3 separate regions of the Mus musculus genome follow, and regions 2 and 3 are each linked to region 1. Evidence: chromatin loops called from intact Hi-C (ENCODE). Cell type or tissue: heart. All regions are shown on one strand.

Region 1 (8,000 bases):
TATAAGCCCAAGCATATTTTTTTCTCATGTGATTTATTACCTGGCTCTCAGCTCAGAGTTCAGCAAAAATAGGGATGAGTGGGGGTGTGGAGGGGTAGAACCAAGGAGAGTTAGCTGCTAACACAGTAGATGCTCAATGAGTGAAACATACACTCACTGATTGTTAACCAACATCAGTGCAATAATTCCCTCTTCCTCCCCATGGCACACTGCGATGTGCTTCCCTCCTCCTCTGAACTCAAGGACTCTGCCAGACAGATGCTGAGCTATCTGTATGATAGAGAAAGATGCAGGTTGAGAGTAGCGTTTAAAGATGTTAAAGATGTTCCCAGCATGGGGGTATAGTAATTGAAGAGATGGCAGTGCTAATTACCTTGATTTGATCATTACATATTTGAGAACATGTATTGAAATACAGCAGTCCTCCATAAGTAAGTGTAACTAATATGACAAACAACACATTCAAAAACAATAAAAGGAAGAATGCTTCAGGCCTCAATCTTGCCCCTAGAGAGCTTACACTCTCTCCAGGAAGAGGAGACAGAGTTGTGGGTCTGATTTCTGATACCTCCTGCATTGGCAGCCAGACTCACATAAACTGTATGACCCCTTGTTTCCTCCTGCTGCATTCCTGTGAGAGACTCATAGATCTTTGGTTTCCAGGACTCAATAGTGGGAGCTAACTAGGTCTACCTTGCAATAGGAATTTTACTTCTGTTTAGTGGAGACACACACACACGCGCACACACACACACACACACACACACGGGTGGGGGGGCATGGATTCTCAAGTAGGCCAGACTGGTGTGTCTGTGTACTCAGACTGACCTCAGACAGATAATCTCCCTGCCCCAACATCCTTAGGATTGGGATTGCATGTGTGCAACAGCATGCCAGGCCCTGTTTGGCTTCTTTGATCTATCTAGTGCCCAAGAAATAAATTCCTGTAAATTGTTGGCTTCTTCTCTTGAAGCCAGCCCAGAGGTGCTTAGGGGAGCCTAGGCACAGCCTCCTGGCCCTCTGTCCTAGAACTCATTATGCCATGATGGAATTGTTTATTGACCATATCTATCTTGTTCACTGTGCCATTGGTAGTGACTAGCCGAGTCCCTTGGCGTACTGATACAGAACATGATGGCTTAGAGCATGGACACTTGCAGGCCAGACTGCCTGAATTAGAGTGGGGTATGCATGTGGTGCACACACTAAGTGCGGGCAAAACACCTACGCACAGTAAAAAAAGTAAAAGTTGTTGCTACTTGTTCATAGCTCCCCGTGGGTAACACGTAGGCTTTAAGAATGAGGCACACTGGACACTTTGCCCCTTCTTAGAATTGGGAACAAAACACCCATGGAAGGAGTTACAGAGACACAGTTTAGAGCTGAGACGAAAGGATGGACCATCTAGAGACTGCCATACGCGGGGATCCATCCCATAATCAGCCACCAAACGCTGACACCATTGCATACACCAGTAAGATTTTGCTGAAAGGACCCTGATATAGCTGTCTCTTGTGAGACTATGCCGGGGCCTAGCAAACACAGAAGTGGATGCTCACAGTCAGCTATTGGATGGATCACAGGGCCCACAATGGAGGAGCTAGAGAAAGTAACCAAGGAGCTAAAGGGGTCTGCAACCCTATAGGTGGAACAACAATATGAACTAACCAGTACCCCCCCCCAGCTCGTGTCTCTAGCTGCATATGAATCAAAAGATGGCCTAGTCGGCCATCAGTGGAAAGAGAGGCCCATTAGTTGTGCAAACTTTATCTGTCTCAGTACAGGGGAACGACAGGGCCAAGAAGTGGGATTGGGTGGGTGGGGGAATATGTGGGGGACTTTTGGAATAGCATTGGAAATGTAAATGTAAATACCCAATAAAGAAAAAATGAGGCACACATGTGGATGCTTAGCCATGCTTCAATCCTAGTGAATTTCTCATTACAACCACTTCTCCATAAGTAGGAATTTTCTCAGTGAAGTCTCGAATGACCATGTATATAAATCCTGTACAGACAGCGTACCTGGCTGTTGTCACTTTGATAGGTAATGAGCCACCTGCTACTTTCTATTTTGTCACGTAGTAATGCTTTTTTTTTCTTTGTAGCTTTATAATTAGTGTTCCTTTGTCATTTCCTGTGCATTGTATCTGCCTACCAATTAGGTTTAATCCTGACTCCTATAATGTTTATTCATCCCTCGTAGACAAGTGTTTATCTTCATTGTCAAGCCTGGGGTAGGTTTTTAAATCAGTTTATAATGTTTTAATCTGTACACAGGTTTTGTTGTCCATCAGCAAGGTTGCTGTCTTTACCATCAGTAATTATTGTAATCAGAATAACTGTCATAGGAGAGGGAGAGGAGACGCACTTCCTAGCATGCTTGCCCAGCAGGCACAAGGCCTTGGGGTTGATCCCTAGCAGCAAATAAAGAATGCTTGCTGGCCCATGCCTGTAATCCCCGCACTGGGGTGGAGGCAGGAGGATGAGAAGGTCAAGGCCATTCGTCAGACACAAAGCAAGTTTGAAACTAGTCTAGAATACGAGAGATCCTGTCTCAAGGAAAAATCTATAGTGATAGTTAATTTAATTCTTGTTCAGGAAATCCCTTAGGTAAAGATTTGGGGTTTTTAGAAACACAGACCCATAAATTGTCCTTGAAATAGTATAGACATTTCCTGGTACAAACTAATGAAATCTGAGAGACCCAAGACAAGAGAGCCTAGGAATTTGAACCGTTTGATTCAGCTAGAATGATATATTCTCTAGAGTCAACAGAAAAACCAATACCCCTTGGCAAACACATTGTGAGTCCCTGGTCAGCTCTCCTTCAGTATCCTGAAGCAGCCATTCCATTCTCCTCCCGCCAGCGCCCCTCAACCCTGAGCCTTTCAGCAGGAAGATTGTTTTCTGTTTTCTCAGAGCAGAATTCAGTCTAACAGTCTGAATGCCTCCGCCTCAGACCAACACCAGTGCAACAATACTCTCTTCCTCCCTGTGGTGGATGCTGAGATGCGCTTCCTTGCTGCTCTTAAGAGCTCTGCCTTGCGCTCTCAGGCCCCTGTGGGACTGCCTCCGCTGAGGAGGACCACTTTCCCAAGGGCACGGTTTCCTCGCGGTAGCCTGTATACAACCACCGGGCTGACTGAAGCCCAGTCTTCTAGTTTCGGAGCTTCGCAAAAGCTGGAGCCTGGGCCCTAGTCCCCTGGCTCCTTTAGGCCTGTCTCTATGCATCCTTTCCCACATGGTAATCCCCTGAGAACTCTCCGATAAACCCCCTGTGGCTGATATTACCCGAGAGTCTGTATGGGGATGGGATGGGGTGGGGTGGAGAGAGGACTCGGTAGTTAATACCACTTGCTGCTCCGGCAGAGGACCTGGGGTGGGGATTTTCAAGCCCCTACATAAAGGATAAACGATTTGCAATTCAGTTTTAGGATATCTATCGCCCTCTTCTGGCCCCCTCTGGTACTGCATACACCTGGTCCACAGACATGCTTGTAGGCAAAACATTGCGACAGGTAAAATAAAAATAAATAAAAGAAAGACACGTGCTCCTCAGTGAACTCCTTCTGCAGCCCAGGGGCAACATTCATCCATGTCGGATACAGGTCCCCCCACCTCTCCTCGGACTTTACCACTTGACTCCTCTCTTTCTGGCAACCCTTTCACGGGTCAAATTTGTCTTAGGTGTACAAATTTGAATAGATTTTCAGTAAAGTCCCCTTCTCACTTCTGCCATTTCCTCCTTTTTACTGGTTAACTATCCTTTTTGTTTGTTGACAGAAATGTGGTCTCAGTATGTAGTCCAGACTGACCTTATATTTACAAATGCTTCTTTCTGTCTCAGCCTCCCCTAGTGTTGGTACACTTGGAGTACCCCCCCCTTTACTTTCTAGTCCTTAACTGCCTGTGATCATCAAGGCTCTGTTCTTTGCCCTCTTTCCATTGATTGCATTCATAGGTGTGGCCTCAGCTACCCTCCCCTTGATATTAACACATAGGAAAGATGCCAAAATGGATATATATCTTCAGCTCAGGTTTTGCTGCTGCTTCCGAGTGAGACACTTTCATGTTCAAGTGACTATTTGTCATCTCCACTCCACTGACCCACAGGTGTTTCAACCCCACATAGCCACAGTAGCTTCCGTTATCCCTTGTCCCGGAATGTCTTCTTTGTTTCAGTGAATGCTACTACCTTACCTGGTACCCGCTTACTCAAGCCAGAGACCAGATTTCATTGGCATGATCCCTCCCTCTTATAACCGTCTTCCCCAAACCACCCTGTCCTGGTGGCTCTGCTTCTTTAAGGGCTCTCGGATTCCTGCATTTCTTCTTGCCTAATGTCCTAGTTAGGTTTCAAAGCCATGTGAGCCAGCAGCCTCCTCCTGCCTTAATCCTCTGCCCTGCCAGTATTTCTAGACCACATCGGCTACACTGCCACATCCAGAGAGGTGGTCCTCAACCTATGGGTCTCAGCCCCTTCTGGGTCAACCAACCCTTTCACAGGGCCACATATCAAATATCCTGCATATCATGTATTTCCATTATGATTCATAACAGTAGCAAAATTATGGTTATGAAGTAGCAATGAAAATGATTTTATAGTTGGGGTCGCCACAATATGAGGAGTTGTATTAAAGGGTTTCAGCATTAAACAGGTTGAGAACCACAGCTTTAAAGCAAGCAGTCTGGATCCTGGCAGTTCTCTGCTCAAAATGTCTCCAGTAGCTTCCTGCTGCCTTCAGAATGAAGTAGGGTTTCTATCTGTTGCCACCCCTCTCAAACCTACCTTACCTACCTGGCTTCACCACACCTGCCATTCTGCTATAATTCACTACTTGAAGTCATTCCAGGGCCTTCTTTGAACCTGCCCTCCCGCTTTGGGAAAATACCCTAAACCCTGCTGACTTTCCTTCCTCCACAGAGCCTTGAATGCCTTTCCCAACTTTCCAGACTCTCAGAAGCTAATTTAGACCCTTGCCCTGTCCCTCCTCTTCACAGACATCTAGTGAACTTAGCACTCCCTCCCTGGTACCTCTCAATTTGAATTCCTTGAAGCCAGCGGTTTCATGCCAGAACCCAGTACAGGGTTTGGCGTGCGCTTTATCACTCAAGTAAGTGCTTGTTGCATAAATGAGTCATTGAAGTATGAATGAGAAGGAAGGGGGGAGGGAGGGAACAAGGGCTGTGATGAGAGACGGAAGACAGATGCTCCTGTCTCACAATTTAGTGCTGCAGAAACATCCTGTCTATGGCCTGTGACAGACTTGCATGGTCCCAAATACTCTAAGGCAATCTGTTTTTGTCTCCAGCTGTGTGTGAGACTGTGCTCTGGCCCTCCTCCTCCCCCCTCTTCTTTTTATGCAGGAGATGGAACCCAGGGTTTCTGAATTGCTAGGCAAGTGCTTTGCTACTGAACTCTGCCTGTAACTTGTGCATATGATCTCTTCATTTCCCTCAACAGTGGAAAGAACTGGAGCAGGGCAGAGCTCTGGGACAGGCATGTCCTGCTCAGGGGCCATTTCTACAGACGGATATAACATGGTCTGGAATGAAGGGACACTTTTCTAAGTCACTGCAGCTTCTGCAACTGCTTTTCAAATAGAACAGCAGTTTTGCCACCCCAGCACTCTCTCTCTCTCTCTTTCTCTCTGTGTGTGTGTCTGTCTGTCTGTCTGTCAGTCTCTGTCTTGCTCTCTCGCTATCTCGTGCTCTGTCCCTTCCTTCTTCCCTCCTTCCTTTCCTTCCATCTGGAACCTTTCTGTACTGAGGGTAGAACCCAGAGCCTTATGCATGCTGGAAAGTGTTCTGTGGTGAGCCAAACCCCCAATCCCAGTCTGTTCCATTGGCTGCTTAATTGGTTGATTGATTGAGAGCAGATTTTGCTGTTAAAGTTGTTTTGGGTTTTTTGTTTGTTTGTTTTTTTAATATTTTTTTATTACGTATTTTCCTCAATTACATTTCCAATGCTATCCCAAAAGTCCCCCATACCCCCACTTCCCTACACACCCATTCCCATTTTTTTGGCCCTGGTGTTCCCCTGTACTGGAGCATATAAAGTATGTGTGTCCAATGGGCCTCTCTTTCCAGTGATGGCCGACTAGGCCATCTTTGTTTGTTTTTTGTTTTTCCTTTTTTTTTTTTTCTGATATAGGATGTCGTATATTCCAGGATACTTTCAAACTCGCAGCGTAGCCAAGAATGACCTTGAACCCCAGACTGTCCTGCCTTCATCCCCAGAGTGCTAGGATTACAGGTGTGAACACCCACACTGGTTTTATGTAATACTGTGGATCCAGCCCAGGGCTTCATGCATGCTAGGCAGCCACTCTAACAACTGAGCTTTATTCAGACTTCCTATGTTTTAAAGTAGGGCTGGGGTCTCCATCCATCCCTGGTTTAGAGGTGAGGAAACCAAGATGGAAGTAAAGTTGACAGACTAACCCATTCCAGCAGAGCTGAGTCAGTCTGACTAGGGATAGCTAGCTTCTAGCGTGAAAGGGCCGTTGGCTGAGTTCCAGCCCAAGACTGTCCAACACAGCGAATTTATACTCTGCCCACAAGAGGTCAGTAGGTCCTACAGGAGCAGAGCAGCTACAGAAAAAGCCTGAAAGGAGCTTCTAATACTACCAGGACTTCCGAGAAATTCCTCTATATCCCAGAGGTGGTGGGTGGTCACAGATTTGATTACTCCAGGATGACTGTGCAAATTGCTTTATATTTCTGTTGTTGGAATATAACGAGCTGCCTGGTGTGCGTGGGGGGGGGGCGGTGCTAGGAGATAAAGGAGCTGGCATGTGGGGCCTCCTCCATGAAGACTGTAGTATCTCTCTGGGAATAAAGAACCATTAATATTACAGGATCTTGTCTGCTGGGTCTGAAGAGCCACATAACAACCTCCTTTTGATTTAGAATCCCGGAGATCTGGATTTGGTTCCCAGCTCTTCCTAACTGAGTCCTCTGCAAGTTGATTAACTTCTCTCAGCCCCAGTCTCCTGACTTCCGATACAGGGTTGTTCTGCAGATGAATTCACTTGATCATTTTAGGAATCGTTTGGGTGCCTGTCCTGCCTATTCAGGCTACCAGGTTCAAGTGGACGTGACCTTTAGGCCCAGTAGCTGACACATAGCAAATGCTGTTTTCATGACAGCCTCTCTTTGAAGGTCAGGCCATGAACTTAGACTCACAGTTATAGGCAGCTGGGAGCAACCTGAACAAACAAGTAGGAGGGAGAAACTGCCATTAAGGAGGCCCCGCTCCTTATTCCACTGCAGAGCCAGGGTCCAACAATGCCTGCATTATCGCTTTTATAAGTGTTCTCCCCAACACCATAAAACATATGGAGTGGCTGGCGGCACACACCTGTAATATCAGCACCCAAGAGGCTAAAGCAGAAAGATCACTAAGTCTGAAGCCAATATGAGCTACATACAAAATTTGAGGACCGTCTGGGATATAGAGTGAAACTCTTGTCTCTAAAACCAACAACAAAGTAGGTATATTTGCTGCTCTTGCAGAGACTAGGGTTCAGTTCTCAGCATTCATATGAAAGGACTCCTAACCACTTGTAACTACAAGTCTAGAAGATGTAGTATCCTCTTCCAGCCTCCAAGGGCAACGCCCAACATGTACATACACAGACATGCATACATACTTTAATAAGGCAAACTACGTCTTTTTAACAATACACCAAGTTGGCCAGGAGGTGATAGTGCACAGCTTTGACCCCAACACTCAGGATACAGGCAGGTGGATCTCCAAGGCCAAGGCCAGCCTGGTCTATAGAGCTAGTTCTAGGACAGCCAAGAAACAAACCCTGTCTCAAAAGAGAAAACAATACGAAACAAAAATGATTAAAAGAAGGATTTAGGATAGCCCTGGTTTCAAGTCTAAGCACAAGAAGAGAGAAAGAGGTGCAAAGAAGGCTGAGACTGGCTTGAGCCGACGTTTCAACTGGGACAGAAACTTCCTAAAATCATGGGCCTCATAATCTGCCT
Region 2 (8,000 bases), 70 kb before region 1:
TGGCCTCTTAGATCACTTTCACTGCTTCTCATGTTGTATTTCAAAAGTCAGATTTTAAGAATTTGTTTGCTTGCTTGTTCCTGACCCCTACCTTTCCCCCGGCTACTGCTCTCTGGAAACATCCCTACAAATACACTCAAAGTTGTGTCGTTTTAATGCCCTAGGCAATTTTTTTTATTATTTTTGAAACTAAAACATAATCACATCATTTCCTACTTTCCCTTGCATGCTCTGCTATGAACCCCCTTTCTCTCTCTCCCTCTCCCTCTTCCTCCCCTTCTCTTTCTCTCTCTCTCCCTCTCTCTTTCTCTCTCTCCTAAATATACAAACACAATCTGCTCAGTCTATATAATGCTACTTGTATGATTATAGTTGGAGAAGCAAAATTAATCATCACAGGTGCTAAGATGCTATAACAATTTTATATTTTGAAAATAACACATAAGAAAGATAGATGTCTACTCAAGCTTATTCAGAAATTCAGTAATAAATTTGTGGGACACACACTGACTTAAACATCCAAGCTAAGGCCACAATGTTCTACAGGTTCAAGGTTGTATGAACCTTCTATATAAGCCAACTTAGGAAATGGATCGCATATCTGTTATTCAGGAATCTATAGGAAACTCTGCCCAGTATAATCATAATTCCCTGAGTAAGAATAATTGTGTGCAATATAATCATCTCTCAAAACAAAGCATATTTTAAGTTTATAGCAAGAGGAAAAATGGTAAATATGGATGTTGCAAACAACTGTAACTGGCCCACAGGAATAATGTGGTTTCAGAATTAGTGCTTTTCTGAATTAATGCTAATATGGGAGCCTTAAACTTAAATGCAGATCTGATCAAGATTTGTTCTGAGTGAAGAGCAAGGAGTTTTCCTTTTTTCTCAGAGTTAAAGAAAGATGTCTTCGAACTGCAATATTGACTTTGATGAGGGTTGGTAGCATAGAACATGTGATGATAGGTTTTGGGGCTGCTATAAATGAGGCTGAATAGCTCGAGAACTGAAATTTATTTCTTAAGAGTTCTAGAGGCTGGGAAGTCTAAGATCAAGACTTTAGTAGAAGTGGTTGTCTGGGGAGGAATGTTCTCTGCTCCCAAGATAGTTTCTTGTTGCTGTATCTACCAGAAGAGAGCAATATTGTATCCTCATATGGGGGAAATGCTGTGTGAAATATGTTTTTATAAAGATCTTAATCTGTCAGGAGAGAGTAGCCTAATTAACTCTTAAAGATCCTATGTCCTTTTCTGTTCTTGGTGTGTGTGTGTGTGTGTGTGTGTGTGTGTGTGTGTGTGTGTGTTTTCATTTTTTAAGATGGGGTCTCACATAGCCCAGGCTGGATTTACAGTCAGTTTGTAGCAGCAACTAGCTCCCAAATGCAGAGATTATACTTGTGTCCCTACACCTAGCTTAAGACTCCCCTCTTTTTAAGATTTATTTTGTGAGCATTAGTATTTTGCCTCCATGTATGTATGTACAACACATGCATACCTAGTACCCACAGAGGTCAGAAGAATGGTTGTAAAGCACCGTGTAGGTGTTAGGAACACAACTCCTCCTCTGTAAGAGGAACAAGTGTTCTTAACCACTGACCCATCTCTTCAGCACTAAGACCCTACCTCCTAATGCTATCACATTGGCCATTAAATTTCAGCAACTGCATTTTGAAAGGGACATAGCCATAGAAGCCTGAAATGGATCAAATTATTAAAACACAATCACCTTATGATGTAGACTCTAAGAAACTAGGATGGTGCAAAGAGAAAGACATCCATAAATCTGACTAGCCTATGGCATGCCCATGAAAGCCAGTGCAGGCATTAAGAGCAAAAAAAGGAACCCCCTGTTTTCATAGAGTGGTTATTTTATCAAGGGAATAAGAGTCAGTTGTTTTAACGTTTTTCTTTCTCAATTTTTTATTAGAAGATTTAAAAGACGCAGTGCTAACTTGTGAAAGATGTCAAGACCTAAATTAAAATGACACCATTGAGTGGAAATAGTTACATGTGTAGAAATGTGCAAAACCAGAATATAATATACGCTACAACATTAATCAGCAGTGGATATACACCTAGAAGGAAATTTGAACAGCAGTTCTCAAGAAAACATAATTAAGAATTTACAGCTTTTCGTAATAATTAGGTGTGGACCCATTCAATAATGAGTTTTGGTATTTTTAATAAAGCATAGATACTGTTATTGAGATTTAATTGTAGGGCAATTTTTCCAGTGAAGTAATTCTCTCCCTCTCATGCATCCCTTCCTGTTTTCCTAGCATCTGTCCTCCCTTACTCCCACAGACACACATAAACACAAATTAGAAGCTACATTTGTTATTCTTGTCAATCCGCAAGTTGAGCATAGATCAGAATCTGTATTCCAAGTATCCAAGAGGCCAGGCTAAGTTCGAAGCTAGCCTCCCTTTTTCGTTAAAGTTGAGGGTAATACTGCTAGTGTAAGTGTTAAATCTATGCGGGGTTCATTCTCATTACCATGGTTGCCATCTGTATAATGATTTGTCCATTATTCTGCCCAGCGGCTATTAACTAGTCTTTTGGGTCTTTAGTAAACTGAAATAAAAATACATGATGATACGCTTTGTAATCTCAACACTTGGAAGGTTCAGGCAGTAAGACAGACGTTCACGATCACTCTTAGTTGTACTGTGAGTTGGAAGGTAGCCTGGGCTGCAGTTGAAAAACAAAACCATGTGCCGTGTGTGTGTGTGTGTGTGTGTGTGTGTGTGTGTGTTTTGACTCGACAGACAATACAGAATTGTCTGTAACCATGATCAGAAAAATGTAAGAGGGTCAGCTAGAGAAGTGTTGCTGTTATTTTCTTTGCAAATGTCGCCTTTTCAACCACACTTTCACAAGCAACTCCAAAGCTGATGCTGAAAGACGCATTGTTTTTTTTTTTCAAGCTATTCTCTGAAGAGGCATCTCAGAGCTAACAGAAAAAAAACATGCCACATCCCCTTGAAACCCAAACCCCTTTCCAAGGACACAGCTAGAGCATAATGCCAGGCATCACAGCCAACTAATCACCTGAGGGCACCTTCCAGGGACTTAACGGAATCATCAAATTCTAGAACCCCACTGAAGCCCCGAGAGTCCCCTACCAGGAGTCTCCGCCCTTCTGCCAGTCAGCAGAGTGCGTCAATGAAGAGTGACGTCAGAGGAAGGGAAAAATGCCCATCGCGCGAGATTTCGCGCGGGACTTTGAAGTTGGAGACCGGTTGCGGCTCATGCGCTGTGGCCTCACAACCTCAGGGTGGCACGCGGGGAGGTAGGGTGAGAGACCCGAGCCGGGGAGCGCAGCGTGCTGGTGCTTCTCCTCCTTCTTTTCTTCTTCTTTTTATTTTTTTTTTTTATTCTTGCCGCTACTCTCTCAGTGTGTGGGTCCCAGGGTCCGCAGAGGTGCTGTGTGGCAGGGCCCAAGTCCGCTGCCTAGTGTGCCCCATATATAAGGAAGCCCTCACGTCCCCACATTAGTTGGAGCCGTGCGGCTGGCGTGGCGACAACGACCATTGACCCCCCATCCCCGTTTCTCTGTAAGCGTAGCCCCCGCCCCCCCCAGGCACATACCCCCAGCCCCCCCAGTCTCAGCCCTGAGCGTCCCTCACACACAGGTTGCCCCCCCCCAACCCCAGCCGCCTCGCTTGCCCCCGGCCAGTTGGTAGGCATCGTCCCCGGGGGCCGTCCCCACTCTGAAGCAGAGAAGATGGCTGGAGGACGTCTGTTGCTGGGGGGCGACTTCCTGTCGCCGCCGCCGCTGCCCCCCCTCCCGCCGCCGCCGCTGCCGCCCCTCCCGCCGCCCCCGCCTGAGCCAGTGCTGGAGCAGTGGCGCTATAGCCACGAAAGTGACTGGCAGTGGGCTCTGCGGCGGAGCTTCATCTGCCGGCACCTGCACAGCTATCCCGGGGCTGCCCTGGACCAGCTCCTCGCGCTCTCCGCCGCCTGGACAAACCACGTTTTCCTGGGCTGCAGGTGAGGATGGTGTTGGGAGGTTGAGTTAGGGACAGGGTGGGAGATGGGTGATGCGGGTCGGCTGAGTGATGGAGGTGAAGAACAGATGACGGATGGTGGAGTTTGGGTTATGGACAGACCAAGGCAAGGAGAGAGTCAGTAAAGGTGGTCCAGATGGGAACCGGGGCAGGATGCGGATTATGGCTTGGAGGCTTAAGATTTGAAATTTTGCTAGAGGACATGGAGACGCTTCACTAGTCGTTGCGGGGTGGGGTGGGCGATCGCGGTTGCAGGCGATGACATGACAGCCCATGAGGGCACAGAGATGCCCCTCCAGGACCAGAGATGGAGATAAAGTAGATCCTGGAAGAGGGTCATTGAGAGGTAGTCGTTGCGATTGGTGATAAAGAGCAGAACCTCAGACCCGCATAGGGGCTTCCAAGGATGCGACATCTGCAGAGGCTATTTGATGGAGCTTCCGAGGGGAAGACAAGGAACTCCGCAGTTCTAATCCTAGTCTCCAGACCACTCTCTTCTTCTACCTCCATGAAATAAAGCAACCCCCTCTCCTTGCAGCCCCCCAGCCAGGTCTTATCATCTTCTCCTGGGGAGGCGGTATGTGTCGGGTCTTTGAGCCGCAGTGTCAGACTTGCTTGTAGATTTGCGCATAATGTACTCAAACAAAGAAATGGATCTATCTGCTGGAAAGATGGATTGCCATCTTTTCACCTTAAATGGGATAGGAGGAATTAACATTTGGCCTCTGTGTGAGGTTTTAGGGCTGTATGTCTCTCTCTCTCTGTGTTTCCTCCTTTCCTAGAACCTGGTGGCTTCTGAACAGGCCTCTTGGAAAGCACTTTGCGTTCTATGGAGACTGCAGTATGGTTCCAACGCAGGTTTTTTTTTTTTTTTTTTTGAAACAGGATGTTTGGATCCGCTGTCCTTCAGAACCTCAAATTTGGCTTTATCCTAGACTAATTACTTCAGTAGACTGGAAAGATTCTTTATATTCCTGTCTAGCAGTCAGTTTGTTTTTATTAGGAAGAATGAGAAATTCTGGAAGATGATCAGATTTGGTTCAGCCAGATCAGTTCTAGGAATGACTGTAAACAATGCAGAAGAAATTGTGTACTCCTACCTTAATTGTTGAACATGGCAGCCAGTGTGAAACTTCGCTTTGCCCTATCACAGAATTTTATATTTTTCTATCTTCTCTAAGTTAACATAATTTCTACTTTTAGAGATAATGGCTATTTGCTTGGAGGAGCTGGTTGCTACTGGGAAAGTCTCAGCAATTAGTCCTCAGATAAATCTAATTTACATAATAATGTTATTCTTGCAGTAAAAAGGTACCTTTATCTTACAATCCTTGGTCTTAATACCACAGGAAGCTACAAAGTATCGAAATCTTAAAACATCTTTAATAGGGGAAAGTAACCGTCCTTTGTGTTCATAACTAAACTTACCTTCCCGCTGGAATGGAAAACTGGGAGTTGATTTTACTGTTTTTCATATTCATACCTTTGTCTTCAAGGCCTAGAAGAAACCTTACGCATTATTCTACTTTAGCATAATAGCTGCTCAGTAAATGTCTGGGGAGTGATAGATGTAAATACCTTTGTAATAGATAGCGTATTTTCAACACTTTTTATCTTATAACAACCACCCTAGGGGTTAGGAGGGAGGCATCTCCTTTTTACAGCAAAGTCAATGGAGGCCAAGAAGTTAAGTTACTATGCAAGGTCTCACAATTGTTTCCAGTCTGATTCCCTTTCCACTGAAATACAGCTGCCATGTGTGGAAATGATGGACCAGAAACAAAAGCAAGTAACTGACATAAGTCAAATCTCTAAATGCCAGGCTTACATCCTGAGAACAGCAGCTTCATGCATAACCAGGGTCTGAACACAAACCAAGCTAATAGTAGTTGGCCTTAAAGCTCAAGCACCCAGGATGTTATGGGTGGATATTGGCAAATCCTTTGTTTAGAATAGTCGTTGTGTTGCAGTATTACCTATATCACTACAACAATTACTATAAGATTATGAGATAGATGAACTGAAAAAGCAATGTTTTGTATTATATTTGATCATTAGACGTAGGAGAATGGGACGATCCCAAGAGAGCTTTGGCAGTTTGCAACTCCATGTGGTTCTCACATTAGATATCCTTGGTTAGCTCACTCTTTGGGTACATAAAATCTACATTCTCAAAGTTGGCAGCGTTCTTGTTTTGTGTTACAGACTGTTCTTCTAAATTGCAGAAACATGGTTATACAGCCCTTTGTAAACTCAAATTATTAACTTGTTGTTCAGGAGATTCCATTTGAGTAGAAACTGAGATAAGAGAAAATCTGAAATTGAGATTCAGAGTATGTTTTGTTCCTTTTGGTGATACTAACCATTTCCATGGAACAAATTTGAGTTTGTTCGTGCGCACACGCACACACACACTCGCATATGTGTGTTCATGCATGCATGTCTCTCTTTGTGTCTCTGTCTCTCTCTCTGTATATTTAATAATATGTTTATGTGGGTGAGTTCCTTGACTATAAGGCCAGGCCAGAGGTCTGCATCTCTATCACTCTCTACCTATTGTTTGAGACAACTTCACAGACTCTAATCTAAAGCTTACCAGTTAGGTTAGACTGTCTGGCCTCTGAGCCTCTGAGATCTGCCTGCATCGTCTCTACCAGCACTTGGGTTGCAGACTGTGTAGTGTGTCACCATGCTCTGGTCTTACATGTGTGTTGGGGATTAAAACTAAACTTAGGTACTTTTCTGTAGCAAGCACTGAACTACCTCCCCAGCCTTGAATATCTTCTTGACTCTATAATTGTGGGGTTTACACATACACATGCATCAAATCACCTGTTTTGGATACTGCATATGGTGGCCCAAGACTTCCATCCTAGCACTCAGGACTTGAAACTGTAGCAAGTGGGTGGTGAGTTTAGAGCTTGCCTGAACTATATAAGGATACCCTGTCTAAAAATTAACAACAATAGTAATCACCTGTTAGGTTTACTAAGCACCAGTTTCCTGGGCCTCTGCTCTAAGTCTTCCAAATCAGAAGATGTGAGAAGGGCCTCAAAACTTTTATTTCTCTTAGGTTACCAGATACTGATATCGCTAATTTGAGGACCAGTAGAATAAAGTGATAGTTTTGTTTTTAAGATTTATTTATTGGGGGGCTGGTGAGATGGCTCAGTGGGTAAGAGCACCCGACTGCTCTTCCGAAGGTCCTGAATTCAAATCCCAGCAACCACATGGTGGCTCACAACCATCCATAACGAGATCTGACTCCCTCTTCTGTCGTGTCTGAAGACAGCTACAGTGTACTTATATATAATCAATCAATCAATCAATCAATCAATCTTTTAAAAAAAGATTTATTTATTGGGCTGGCGAAATGGCTCAGTAGACTTCTTCCAGAGGTCTGAGTTCAATTCCCAGCAACCACATGGTGGCTCACAACCATCTATAATGAAATCTGATGCCCTCTTCTGGTGTGTCTGAAGATGGCCACAGTGTCCTCATAAAATAAATAAATAAATAAATAAATAAATAAATAAATCTTTTTATTATGTATGCAGTGTTCTGCCTACATGTATGCCTAAAGGCCAGAAGAGGGCGCCAGATCCCATTACAGATGGTTGTGAGCCACCATGTGGTTGCTGGGGATTGAACTCAGAACTTCTAGAAGAGCAGCCAGTGCTCTTAACCTCTATGCCATCTTTCCAGCCCAAAGTGATAGTTTTTAATTTACTTTTTTAAAAAGATGGGTCTCATGTAGCCCAGACTGTCCTTGAAGTTGAGAGTAGCTGAGGATGATCTGAAAGTTCTGATTTTCCTGCCTCCCGTCTCCTGAGTGCTGAGATCATGGGGTACACTACCATGTCCATCTTTATCTGATGCTTGAACCTAGGGCTTCAGGAGTGCTAGACAAGTACTCTATCTATTGAGCTATGTCCCCGACCCTCCTGTCTACTTTTAAATACTCTTTCCTCATTGTCCTGGCAACAAA
Region 3 (8,000 bases), 190 kb before region 1:
TTATCTTACTGGCTGGGCTGGCACTCCATGGCTTGCTCAGCCTACTTTCTTATATACCCCAGGACCACCTGCCCAAGGGTGGCAATACCACACTGAGTAGGAGCCTCATACACCAATCATTAATCAAGAGTGAAGATGCTCAAGGGTTGTGAGCATTGCTTGGAGCTTCCTTTATAGGGTTCATGGGCAGGAGGAGCTGGCTAGTAAGAGTCACAGTCTTGGTGATTCTCTATTCTGGTTGGTAGATTTCTCTATTGAGCTTGTCCCTTGCCATAAAGCATCTGATTTTAATATATACATACCCTTATGCATGGGCACAGATGGTAAACAGGGGATTCCCCATAAAAGTTCACTTGAGGGCATAGTTCAGCCTTATTGCACATGCACTGAAAACCAGTTCAGGCCATATCAACTTTTCACTCTTTGTATCCAGACATATTGGGGGATATATTTGAACAGAAATTATGTTTGATTGTTGCTAGGGAAGGAGAAACATGTTCTGTTGTTCAGAGAGTGTGCACATGTAGGCTGGAGCAAGTATACTTGTAGTTGCTAGGTGAATTGTTTGGAGATGAGTGTATATGCATCATATAGACAGGTAAAGGAACTAGACCATCAAGTACATTATTAAAAGTGAGGGTGCGCATAACCCAAAACAAGTAGAGTCCTTGGCTGCTAAGCTATTCCCTATGCTTGTCTGCCTCACAGAGGATTCAGTTTATGGTCTCTTGGCCTCATGGATTTGTGCCTAAAGTGAGACAAAACATTCATGGTAAAGTCAGGCATGGTGGCTCTTGCTTATGAGCCCAGAATTTTGGAGGTAAAGTCAGGAAATTCTGAAGTTTAAGGTCATACTTGGCCCATGGTCACTACAGTCCTCCCACTCTGTCCCCACCTATCCACCCTGGTCATCTTTCCATGGGCCAGTTATTCTGTTTTGTGTATAAGTATGTATACACGTGTGTGGGGGTTCCCACAGAAGACAGAAGAGGGTGTTAGATCCCCTGGAACTACCTAATATAGGAGCTAGGGATTAAATGATAGCCCTCTGCAAGAGTAGCAAACACTCAGTCACCAAGCCAGCTCCCTAACCCGTATTTTATTTTGTTTTTCTTTACTTGTGTATTCCTGTGAAGGCCAGAGGAAGACCTTGGATCTGATAGTGTTAGAGCTACAGGAGGTTGAGTCTCCTGATGTGGGTGTTAGGAACCAAATGCTGGTCCTCTGAAAGAGCAGCAAATGTACTTAGCTGCTGAGCCATCTCTTCAGTCCCCAGGGCTATTTTATGTCCAACCTATAGCATAAGTTTTCTGAAGCAAGTGGCTGCTATGGAAACGGTAGGTTCATCTCCCTGGAGATATTCAAGTAGCTGCTGGACTAGAATTTTCTTGGAAGCTTCAGGGAGGAATTCCTGTACACAGAAGATTGTTGGAACACGTATGAAGGATTTGTTTTGTTGCTATGACAAACATGTGACAGAAGCAGCTCAAAAAACGGCTAAGTTGTCTCACAGTTTGATGGTACAGGCCTCCATGACAGGAAAGGCAAGACAACAGGAGCTTGTGGCAGCTGGTCACATTGTGCCCACAGTCAGGAATCTGAAAGAAGAGTGCTGGCGGTGTTCGGTCCCTTTCTCTTTTTATTCAGTCCAGGGGCCAAGAGTTGTTGAACAAAATGAGGGTGTGTGTCCCCATCTCAGCTAACCTAATCTAGATCCTCCATTATAACATGCCCAGAGAGGCTTGGCTCCTAGGTGATTCTAGACTCTGTCAAGTTGATAATATGAACCATCACAGAGGGTCACTTCTAAGGGCTCCTGTAACCCTTAGGGTAGAAGATTCTACACTGTGTTTCTGTAAATTCTGCAAATAAATTGTGCACCCACTATTTCTGTCTTTGACCTACACAAAGACCTTATTTTTTTTTAAAATAGTTATCTGATTTTTAAAAAAATTATTTATGTGCATGTGTGCATCTGTAAGACTACACCACATGTGTGTGGATGCCCATGGAAGCCAGAAGAGGGTATCAAAACCCCCTAGATCTGGAACTACAGGAAGTTGTGAGCCATCTGTTATGGGTTCTGGGAACTGATCTCAGATCTAGAAGAGCAAGCCCATGTTCTTAACCACTGAGCCATCTCCCCAGCCCCAAAGTTGTTCTTTCATGGTTTTAGAATTTTATACACCCACTTCTGTCTCAGTTCGGGTTTTACTGCTGTGAACAGACACCATGACCAAGGCAAGTCTTATAAAGGACAACATTTAATTGGAGCTGGCTTATAGGGCCAGAGGTTCAGTCCATTATCATCAAGGCATGGCACCAGCATGGCATCATCCAGGCAGGCATGGTGCAGGCAGAGCTGAAAGTTCTCCATCTTCTTCTGAGGGCTGCTAGCAGAATACTGACTTCCAGGCAGCTAGGATGAGATCTTAAAGCACATGCCTACAGTGACACACCTACTCCACAGGGCCACACCTTCTAATAGTGCCACTCCCAGGGCTGAGCATATACACACCATCACAACATGTGTTTTGATCAAACCTATCTTCCTAATCCCATCCCCCAATTCTTTCCTACTCACCCCAAGTGTTTTTAAATGACATGTCTCCAATCAGCTCACGGTCATAGTATTGTAGTTTCTTTAGATCTTAGCTTGCCCTCCTACCCATTCCTGCCACTCAGCCCCACTAGTCTCCATCAGAAGCTTTAGCTGCCACCCTGACAGAGGTTCAAGCAGACAGCTGCTGTGCTTGGCCATGCTCCACCCTCTGCGTTTGTCTACTCTGCCAGCACCTGGACAGACAGTCCTAATTCTTTTCAGGGCAGCCCTTGCCAGTGGATGCTGTCTCTCCCGGCACCACTGTCTTTAGAATTTTCTCCCAGTAGGAGAAACAGCTAGGCAAGCTCTACCTCTTTTCTCCTTCCTTCTAAGATTCCAACGGCAAACTAAAGTTCCATTCCACAAAATTTCTCTTTAGGAACCAATGGGTCTATTTGGCTCACTCATAGAACGTGGGTGAGGGGTTATGGACAAGAGCATGAGGGTGAGCCTAAAACAGCCTCGCTGGAAGGTCTGCACCCAGCAGGGATGATGACTCCCCCCATGGCTGCTTACAGAGAGCTTCCTGCTCCTAGTCCAATTCAGCCTATATCCTTTAGCACCTCCCTGAGACTCCCCCGCCCCCAAGGCCACATGCATACAGCTGGTTGGACACTCAAGTGAGGGGCCCATGACCTCAAGTCCGGCTGTGATGTTCTTTTGCAAACACATATAGCTGGTCTTCTGAAGATGGCAGCAGTTTGGCTCAGAGAATGGTGCGGGGATAACAACCTCTGTTCTCTGGGGCATCAGCCGGCAGCTTGTCCACCCCAGTGTCCCGTGGAATCCCTCATGGAATACTTGGCTCCAAGTGGGGTTTCTCCAAGAGCATAGCTGGCTGCCAGCTGGCCAGCTCTGCAGTCACTATGGAAGGGAGCTGCCAAGGACTTGCCTTGACCACTAGTGCTGAAGCACAGCCCCTGCTCCCCAGGGGAGACCCCGATTTCCTCCTCTCCTTGGGTGTTAAAATATGGCTGGAATGGGTGGCTGTGGTGCAGTGGGGCGGGACCTTGAATTTGGAGTCCAGGGTCGCCATTCATCAACTGTGGGAGCATCCATTTTCCTGTCTGAAAACTAGACAATGAAGATGACCCCTCTCTTGCTTCAGAAGCTACCTGAGAACATCCGTTTGGTTAGGTGGACAGCAGCTGGTACAGGGTGGCAGCATTTCAGCTAAGTTCCAAATTGCAGATTTAATTTTTCGGGAACAGATAACAGTCACTATTAATTCGCTGAAGTGTTCAAGTTCACTCAAAGGAATGTCCCTTCTTTTCTGGTTTCTGCCTCCCCTCCTACCCACAGAACACTGCTGTTCTCCCCTTCCTCTCTCTAGTGGGAATCGCAGCCAAGCTCTCCCTTGTGCTAGGCAAGTGCACTATCACTGACCAAGAGCCATAACCCTATTTCCCCTCTTTAAAAACCACGACCCAGCTAGGCATGCACACGACTATGAGCCCAACACTCAGGAAGCCGAAGCAGGAACTGTCTCAGGGCCTTTGTACCTGCACTTTCCCTTCCATGATATTCTCCACTCTTTTGTGAGATTCACTTCCTCACTTTGTTCTGTCCTGGTCAAATGCTACCTGGTCAGGAGGACCCTGCAGAAAATAACATACCTGGTGCCCATCCATTCCCATCACCAGCTTTGTTTGTACTCACAGATGTCACCCCTACCACCTAACACCACACATAATATATCCATGTGGCCCCAAAAAATGGAATTTAGGGAACACTTTTTCTGAAGATAACAACAAAGATGTTATTTTGTTCTTTAACGAATGGGAACCCAGAGGCAGGTGCATGGTTTGGCCACAAGGGGGCAGCAAAACTCCCTACTCAGGAAAGCTAAGAGGCCTTGCGTTGAAAGCTAGTAAAGAGGGCATCTTAACCATTGCAGCAAATGGGGATCAACCAGCAGATCTTTAAATAATTGGCTAACACCCACCCCAAGGTCAACGTATGGAAACAGGAGTATAGTTTAAACCTCAGCTCAACTATTAACTATATGTTCTTGGTTCAGTTATGACCTATTTGACCCCTAATTCTTTCATCCATAAACTAGGACAGGGATACTTGCTTCCCTAGTAAACAAGTATAGCTTTGTATAGCTGTCTTGACAGTGAATCTGAATGATTAAAATAATAGGTGAGGCTGTCAAGATGTCAGTAGTTAAGGGCACTTGCCACCAAGCCTGACGATGTGAGTTCAATTCCTATGATGCTCATGGTGGAAAAAGAAAATGACATCTGCATGCCGTTCTATGTTCTTTACCTTTGCACCATGGCATAGACACAGACACACACAGACACACACACCCACACACCCATCCACACACACACAATCAATAAATCAATCAATCAAAATGTAATAAAGATAAAATAATGGGTAAATTCTCATATTCATAACCAAATATTATTATGATAATAATGATCTGGTACTGAATACTTGTTAAGTCCCAGAGACCTTGAGTCATAAACATGATCAAGCAAAGAATGACTAAAGGTTAAATGAGAGGTGAAATGAGAGGTGAGAATGTAGATGGCATTGTAGGCTCAGATTTGTTAAAACCTACTTTAATAAGGGTTCTTAAACACTTTGACCTCCATTTTAGTCCACTAACCAAAGGTAACAGAGAAAGATGGTTAATAGGACAAGGGGATTATGGACCTGTTTAGAAGTAGTTCTTTGGGGGCAATTCCAATCTTTGTTGTCAGGGCATCAGCAGTCCACTCTAATAGCAAACACCAAACATGAATCAGCAGTGGTGACACGATCCAGCAGAGAGCACTAGGATCTGATGAATCTGCACTGGTCAGTGGAAGCAGCAAGAATCAGCTGGAATACCAGGAAAGGTTCTTTGGTGTGTTTTTGTCTACAAAGTGAAGACCAGCAAAGACCAGCAAAGTATTGCACGGATATCAAAGACCAGCCAAGGGTTGCATGGCATAGCAATGCAAGAGTGTCCTCTCACTGTCTGCGGGGCTTATATTTATATTCTTTCTAAACATCACACACCCGCTCAAGGGTCTGCTCCAGCAAAGCATCATATGCCCTCTCAAGTGGCTGCTTTGACAAAACATCCTCTCATAGGACAGCGTCCAGGAAAACATCACGTGACATAACTGAGCTTTCAAAGAAACCAGAAATTTCTCCTTCATGCCATACCCAAGGCCACATTTTTTTTCAACAACAGCATCCAATAGCCAGCAAGCACTTAATGTACACCAGGCACTTATTGCTGTAAGCACTTTGTGTGGCATATCTTACTTCCTACAATGATCCTATACCATAGGTACTCCTAGTGTACCCATTTGACAGAACAAAAAGCCATGGGGCAAGGATGTGGTTAAATGAGAGCCGAGACACAGATGGGGGTATACTTAGAGATAGGACATGTGCTCAAGATCCTGGGCTCTATCTCCAGCAGACAAAAAAAAAAAAAAAAAAAAAAAGGAGAAAGAGAAAGAAAAGGAAGAGAGGGAAGGAAGAAGGGGGGGATAAGGAAGAAGTTCAGCACAAGACTGGGCTTCAATAGTGAACTTGACGTCAGCCTGAAGTACATGATCCTCCTCTGTCCCTAAAGCAAGCCAAGCCAAGCTGTAACAATCAAGTCTGTGAGTTCTAACCGCCATGCTATCTAGCAGAGATAGGATTTAAATTGAGCTCCAGTTAACCTGGTGGTGCTAAAATTCCAGCACTTGGGAGGCAGAGAGGCAGGTGGAGTTCAAGGCCAGCCAGGTCTACAGAGCAAGTTTCAGGACAGAAAAACCCCATCTCAAAAGATGAGAAAAACAAACAAACAAACAAACAAAAAACCAAAACAAAAATTGAGCTCTCGGTGAGGAAAAGTACAAGCTTTGCTGGCCAGCCTACTTCATATCCTGGGGGACTCTCATGCAGAGAACCATCCCAGCCCTGGAGCTCATGGCGCCTGTTCCAGCCACTGCCTTTTCCTCCTGTGTAGGTCTCCTGAACTTACTGCCTCCATCATTCCCGGATCACTTCTGCCTCCACCTAGTCCAGCCTAGCTATAATCAACAACCAACGGGGAATGAATGCCCCCCCCCATGCGCCAAACTTGATAGTTATTTTTCAGTCCTCCCCCGTTTCTCTCTCTGGCAGCATCTCATTCTGCAACTTAGACTGGCCTTAGACTCATGGAAATCCTTCTGATTCAGCTTCCCATTTTTAAAAATTCAAATTTATCTTTAATTGATACATAGAGACATTAAAATTACAAAACCACGTGTGGTGGAGGACATTTTTCATCCCAGTACTCGGGAGGCAGAGGTAGGCAGATCTCTGTGAGTTTGAGGCTAACCTGGTTTACAAAGCAAGTTTCACAACAGCTGGAGCTAGTTACATTGTGTCAACAAACAAACAAGTCTATATATCAGTGGTATGCCATGCACTTTTATTAACCCATTCATATTTTATTAGCATATATTAATTACACATAATAATTTCATTATGACTTTTTGCTTTTATGAGACAAAGGGTCTGTATATCCTTTGGAGGGTTGAATGACCTTTTAGATATCCTGCATATCACATATTTGCATTATGAGTCATATCAGTAGCAAAATTACAGTTGTGAAGGAACAAGGAAAATAATTTTATGATTGAAGGGGATCACCACAACATGAAGTAGCAATGAAAATAATCTTATGGCTGGGGGTCCCTGCAACATGAGGAACTGTATTAAAGGGTCTCAGCATTAGGAAGGTTGAGAACCATGGTTCTACATAGCCCTGGCCGTCCAGGAGTTCACTATGTAGTGAGGCTCTCATCCCAAGTGCTGGAGTTAAAGGTGTGTGCTACCACTGCCTGGCTGTGCAATTTTTTTGAGTTATCACTTCTATTCTATGATAGCTAGTGAACCTAAGTACTGAAATAGACCGAGAAGCACATCTATAAATAGTGTTAACCCAAATTTTTTTTGTGTTTTTTTTAAAGATTTATTTATGTTGTGTATGAGTGTTTTGCCTGCCTGTATGTATATGCATCATGTTTGTGCCTGGCACCCTCAGGGGTCAGAAGAGGGTGCTCAGATCCCTAAGACCTGGAGCTGTGGATGGTTGTGAGTTGTGCTGTTAATTGATCCAGGCCCTCTGTCAAAGCAACAAGTGCTCCTGAGCATGAAGTCCTCTCTCTAGCCCTTGTTTTGTGGTTTTTGAGACACTGTTTAGCCATGTAGCCCAGGCAGGCCTCGAATTTACTGTTCTCCTGTCTCATCCTCCCAAGGTATGTGCTACCACACCCACTTTGTGTAATGTTTAAATCAGGATAAACAAGCCCATCTCAAATGTCTATCATTTATTTATGGTGAAAATATTTAATATTCTTTCTAAACTTTTTTTAAAAAAATTATTTATTTATCTATTTATCTATCTAATTAT

What was found. Peaks named below come from ENCODE experiments on the same cell type or tissue, not always from the same donor. Only the 100,000 strongest peaks of a DNase experiment are listed, where the experiment ranks them.
Region 2: it touches region 1 in a loop (4-fold over the local background); 17 of 42 quality-filtered maps call a loop at or near these places.
Region 3: a loop joins it to region 1, with 10 times the contacts of the local background. A loop is called at or near these places in 14 of 42 quality-filtered maps.

Annotation. Positions count from the first base shown.
Region 1 is chrX:36,829,021-36,837,020 of GRCm38, reverse strand. It overlaps a transcript of C330007P06Rik not described here. Among named protein-coding and RNA genes, the nearest start is that of Mdrl, 16 kb to the right of the region's middle. In heart, CTCF peaks have their summits at 3,464 (motif pointing left) and 6,568 (motif pointing right); a DNase peak (open chromatin) is centred at 5,190; H3K4me3 peaks cover 646 bases; H3K27ac peaks cover 348 bases.
Region 2 is chrX:36,898,731-36,906,730 of GRCm38, reverse strand. Nkrf (NF-kappaB repressing factor) reads left to right here and starts at 3,266. Exons shown (of 3, transcript NM_029891.3): 1 at 3,266-3,995. The coding sequence starts at 3,730. In heart, CTCF peaks have their summits at 3,286 and 7,586 (motif pointing right); DNase peaks (open chromatin) are centred at 3,200 and 3,820; H3K4me3 peaks cover 2,279 bases; H3K27ac peaks cover 1,696 bases.
Region 3 is chrX:37,019,311-37,027,310 of GRCm38, reverse strand. No RefSeq gene overlaps it. Among named protein-coding and RNA genes, the nearest start is that of Sowahd, 26 kb to the left of the region's middle. In heart, a CTCF peak has its summit at 4,411 (motif pointing right); a DNase peak (open chromatin) is centred at 3,450; H3K27me3 peaks cover 598 bases.